Regions from separate parts of the Mus musculus genome. Here region 1 is linked to region 2. Evidence: chromatin loops called from intact Hi-C (ENCODE). Cell type or tissue: heart. All regions are shown on one strand. Links, peaks and the distances in the headings refer to the core of each region. The heading gives the core; the rest is flanking DNA. Region 1 has its middle 4.5 kb from the start of Caprin1. Region 2 overlaps Lmo2 (LIM domain only 2).

Region 1 (2,802 bases), core at 231-2,730, 180 kb before region 2:
ACACAAGTATTCAAAGCCCTGCCTTAAACAGAAGGCTCTGCTTGTAGTCGTGCTCAGTAGACCAGACTGCCAGAGAGGCTGTTGGTTACTATGCTGTGAGACTATCAAAGGTATCCGTAGGCAGTGGTGTCACAGGCCTAGAACTTGGGAGGCAAAGGCATCCTGAACTCTGAGTGTGAGACCAGTCTGGATAGTTCAGGACCCCCAGGGCTACACAGAGAAACCGTGTCTCCAAAAATGACAAGACTGTCAGAGGTATTTCCAGTAGTGGGAAAGGGGGGCTGTTAAGACAGGATCTCACTGTGTAGCTCAAGCCATTTTGAACTCACTGTACTACTGCCAAAGCTTCCTGAGGGATGGGATTACAGGCACATATCTCCACGGCTGGCTCTAGAAGTTAGTCAAATTCTCCAGACATACAACATATGCCAGAGTTACATGACACCGAAGACAGTAAGAGGATCAAGAGACAATATTCTGTCAGGGACCTACTTGGGAAACTGAAACACTGGTGAACACACATAACTGTTGTGGTTTCACTTTCTACACTATGTCATCTCAATCCCCTCTTTTCTTTCTGCTCTGATCTTCTCAAGAAGTATCAGCAAGTCCAGGAAGGCCAATACATTTAAGGGAAAGCTGTGTCTTCAGGCTGACTTCCTGCTTAGCCCAATAAAATGATCTCCGTAAACCAGATATGCCTGTTTCCTGTTTGAAAGAAGGGGAATGTTTATGCAAAATCTTAAATCACTGCAGTACTTTAACTTTTTTTTCCATTAGAATCACTGTATTGGTGAAAGGAAAAGTATAAAGGGTATTCTAAGCAAACCCAAGTGAGAGTGCAGAGCAGTGGAAAACACTTGCCAGTGTCCTTAAGCCTTGGAACTATACACAATAGTACATTCTAACAACCCAGATTTCCCAAGCCGATACACATTTTAATCCTTGAGACAACAGCCTTCTGAGGTTTCCATAGTGACTTTGAATAACAGAAGCACTTAAATAGTAGACTGGCCTTGAATTCACTATGGAGCCCAAGTGGGCTGTGAACTCATGGCAATCCGCCTGCTTCAGCCTCCTAAGTGCTGGGTGATGTCAAGTTCGTGTGTACCAAAATAGATTTTTCATCAAGTGCATCTTTGCTTCAGCTAAATGTTGAGAAACCTGGTGAAAGTATGAACGTCACACACAAGGCTCTTAAAATCTCTGTTTTCATTTTAATACAAATCAAATATCTCAGGTATACTTTTCTAATACCCCCGTTCCTGTGAATTCAGCTAACTATAGTCCATTTATCGTAAGCTTTGCCTTTTCACCTCTTTTCAGAAGCAGTATCAGGCCTGCCAAAATGTTTTTGTCCATATATTTCCTCTGTATTAGTGCATCAGTTTGACAGGGATTACCATAGCTGATCTCTTTGCTGTCTTACTGGCCTAAATAGTAATTTATATCCTCCTATGTACAGCTTTTCTTGTAATGTTATACCTAGATATAGGACATATTTTATAAAGACAGTATGTTTAAAATAGGGTTTGTTACTTTTAATTTTCCCAAATACTGTTTTTTGTTTGCCTACTTGTTTTTGAGATAGGGACTCAAGTAGCCTGGGCTGGCCTCAAACTTACTATGTAGCCAAGGATGACCTGAAGGGGCTCTTTTTAGAGGGGACATTTTTATGTGGATGGGTGTGTTTCTGAGTATAAGTATATACATCTTGAGTGTCCATACCATGGAGACCAGAAAGGGGCTGGAGCTGGAGTTACAGGTATTTTAGAGCAGCCCAGTGTGAAGGCTGGGTCTAGAGCTTGAGCCCTCTGGAAGAACAGAGTGCTCTCTTAAACACTGAGCCTTCCCTCCAGCCCTGGCCTGAACTTTTGATCCTCTACCTCCCAAGTGCTGGAATAAACCAGCAATCCTGGTTTATATAATGCTAAAGATCAACTCTGGGTTTCCAGCTGAGCCCCAAAGCTGTTGATATTTTATTCTTTAATGGTTCGCTTGAAATTAAATTCCAGTTTTCTCTCACACTAACACAGTTCTTCACAAAGGTGTGTGGTGATGGCACCAACTCTGCAGATAATTCAGTTTCTGGTAGTTAGCCTTTGATGCTTGGTCCTTGGACCCCAGATTCTAAGCATCCTTTTCAGGGTCAGTGAGATGGCTCAGCTTTTGTGTGTGTGTGTTTTTAATTAGGTATTTTCTTCATTTACATTTCAGATGCTATCCCAAAAGTCCCACATACCCCCCATAACCTCCCTCCCACACTCCCCTACCTACCCACTCCCACTTCTTGGCCCTGACGTTCCCCTATACTGAGGCATATAAAGTTTGCAAGACCAAGGGGCCTCTCTTCCCAGTGATGGCCGACTAGGCCATCTTCTGCTACATATGCAGCTAGAGACACGAGCTCCGGGGGCACTGGTTAGTTCATATTGTTGTTCAGCTTGCGTTTTGTCTGTTTCTTGGTTTTGGTTTGTTTTGGGGCTTTGATTGGTTGGTTGGTTTTGTTTTATTGGGTTTTTTGTTTGTTTATATTGGTTTTGGTTTTTTGAGACACATTCTCTCAAAGCCCTGCTTGTCCCTGGTAACTATATAGACCAGGTTGGCCTCAAACTCCCAGAGACCTGTCTCTGCCTCTCAAGAGGTGTGATTAAGGGTGTATGCTACTGAGCTTAGCCCTCTCCTGGGATTCTCAAAGTGTCTAGCTCAACTTAGCAGTCAGGTAAAAAGGCAAACACATAGCTGGGCAGTGGTAGCTCATGCCTTTAATCCCAGCACTTGGGAGGCAGAGGCAGGCAGATT
Region 2 (2,802 bases), core at 252-2,751:
TGAACAAGACATCTACGAGTGGACCAAGATCAATGGGATCATCTAGGCCAGAGTCCCAGGCACCTGTGGGGAGGTGTTCAGTGAAGACGCCGTCTCGGTGTGGTCTTCACTCTTAGGCTCTTTGGGAACCTGAGGGTGGGTGAGGCATTTCTTAGGAGATTATGGACTCTTCCTGGGCACTAACGACATAGCAATCACATGACATAATGCAAAGGCTGAGACTTCAGTGACAAAAAGGACCAGCCCTTAGAGAGAATTTATGGTCACAGGCTAGCCATAGTAACTGACAAGATTAGTGGAGGAAATATTTGGGGACCAGCATGCACTGTGCCATCCTGATAGGCTTCCCCAGGTAACTATCGATTAGATGTGACCTTGGTGTTCATGGACTAGAGTTGTGCAATTAATTTTTTCCTGGCTTTGGTAACTACCCTGTTCTAGTCACAGTCCTTCACACTAGGAAAGGAAAGAGAGAAGAAATAGTCACTCTTTTTTTCTTTCTTTCTTTTTTCCTTGGTCACCTTCCCGTGGCCTTAAGCTCTGGAGCCAAGGGAAACTGCATGGAGGTACATTTCAGTTGGGAATGAAATCCACATCTTTCAACCAGACAAATATTTATAGCGATGTTGATGAATCACTGTTTTTAGACACCTTCATTTTGAGGTGAGGCGCCCCACAGATTGTTTCTATACAAATGTAAATCTTAAAAAAAAAAGGTCAAAGTTGTTCAACTATTTTATTATCTTAGATTATATCAAAGTATTTGTTGTGTGTCATTAAAAAAAAAACTCGATTCTGAAGACTTAATAAAAATGACAAGCTGAAATGCAGTGCTGTTCTTGATGTGAAATGACTTACAGGTTGGGCCAGCAGGGAAATGGTTTGCTTTTTTTTTTCTCTTTGGAAAGGTGAAGTCAATACACAGTTTATTTCTAGGTCAAATAAAAGCTTCCATTTATTGCAAGGGTTTATATGAGGTTTATATAGGTTTCTGTATTACCAGCAATTATGTAACAGGCCATCACGTAGCTCAGAGGGATATAGAATAATTAAGTTGGTATTGTAAAATGTGCATTTCACGTTGGCATTGTGTGGAGTGAGGGGAAGGCAGGGAGAGCATTGCCTTTGGGAAACTTGTAACCTAGAAAGCACACAAATACATAAAATAGATTCCCTTTGGGAGAGAAGGTAATTACCTGGCTTGAAATGTGGCAAAGATGCTGAGCCTGACATTTCTATTTTCCAGGATGTGTGTCTCAGGGTGTTTTATGACAAGTGCTTAAGAGGACCTTACTTTGAGGATTTAAAGCTGGCCCCTTGGCTTGTTGTGTCCCTGCACCCCCATCGGGGGCGTTATCTGACTTCAAGCGCCACCTGCTGGTCATTCCTCAACCCACCAGCCCAAGGGTGTCCCAGGGAATGACAAACCTCCATGAAGGATATATTTTCAATTATTTCATAAAACCGTTGGCAAACACCAGTGAGTCTAGATGTGTTTAATTATCAAGATGTCAGAAGCATGCAGCTAAAGCTATGTTTAATTAACTTGAAAGTACTTTAACGTCTCTGTCATTGGAGTTTATTTTTCCCTCTTTAATTCTAGAGAAGGAATAATGAAGCAATGACTGACTCTCCTGGCCTGTAAAATGCTCAAAGAGGTTGGGAGATCTGACTGCTTAAGGTGGCCTATTTAAAACAAATCCAATTATATCGTACCACAGCCTAGGTGGCCCGCAGGTGCTCCCTCAGAGGGAATGTTTGCTCTAACTCAGCAGTTCTCAAACCACCGTCCCTGAGCCTGGTTACCAGCATCAGCATGAACTTGCTGGGAACAGACCCAGCCCACAAGGCACACAGAAGCAGAAACTCAGCAGGGGGCTGCCTGTCCTGGAACAGACCTGGGGGTGACTGAAGAACAGACCTGGGGGTGCTCTGAAGCTTAAAAATGGCTGTTTTACCACAACTCCCAGCTAGCAGGATCACACGCTCGAAGTTGTTACTATTCAGGTTAGTATGGTTAGTATTTTGGTTAACCACCGAGGAACTCACACACGTGGACAAACACTGCTTACCAAAGGGCCGGAAACTGAGACTGCACCTTGTTCGGCTAACAGCTGGCTCATCCTTCATCTGACACACTTCATCACAATTCAGTCTAACATTTTTAAATCCATGCTCTTCTGTTTAATTATAACTAGTCAGATATGGCAGTGAGCTTACAAGAGTGGAGGATCCCTATCCAAAGACTAACATGTCAGGCATCCTCACTCTCCCTGGAGAGCTAGACACAGGATGAGCGTGTGTAAAGAAGGTACATCGTGGAGGGCTGCACCTGTATTTCCATCACGAACGAAGCCAAGGCAGAACCAGCCTTTTATATTTAATCCCGTTCTTAAGCCGCAAGCTGCTGCCGATATGTGATTTGTATGTTCTTCTTCCGCATAACACATAAATTACCAAGATGAGCCCGCTGGATCCTAGCAGGTATTTCCATTTGAGCCTGTGCAGATATTTCTAATCCGTACAATGCCTGTTCTGTTATACATCTTGCAAGTATATGTGTGTTCCAATTTATGATGTTCAAAATTGAACCAAAGCCTTCACGCGACCTAGGCAGATGCTATAGAGGTTAGCCTAGTGTTTTAACCACGCCAGCAGCGACAGTAATAGTAATTATTGCTATGTAATTGTTTTTCTTGGATTTTTGTTGGAGACAGAGTCTCCTTGTTGCCTAGAATATCCCAGAGCTCACTATATAACCCTGGCTGATTCTGAACTTCTTACTCCCAAGTGCTAGTAACA

The links. Peaks named below come from ENCODE experiments on the same cell type or tissue, not always from the same donor. Only the 100,000 strongest peaks of a DNase experiment are listed, where the experiment ranks them.
Region 1: it touches region 2 in a loop (2.3-fold over the local background); 5 of 42 quality-filtered maps call a loop at or near these places.

Annotation. Positions count from the first base shown.
Region 1 is chr2:103,800,758-103,803,559 of GRCm38, forward strand. No RefSeq gene overlaps it. Among named protein-coding and RNA genes, the nearest start is that of Caprin1, 4.5 kb to the left of the region's middle. In heart, for the core only: no CTCF peak of the experiment used is centred there; no DNase peak of the experiment used is centred there.
Region 2 is chr2:103,981,049-103,983,850 of GRCm38, forward strand. It overlaps Lmo2 (LIM domain only 2), which reads left to right. Exons shown (of 3, transcript NM_008505.4): 3 at 1-830. The coding sequence ends at 46. Among named protein-coding and RNA genes, the nearest start is that of Gm38515, 1.6 kb to the left of the region's middle. In heart, for the core only: a CTCF peak has its summit at 1,386 (motif pointing left); a DNase peak (open chromatin) is centred at 1,373; H3K27me3 peaks cover 892 bases.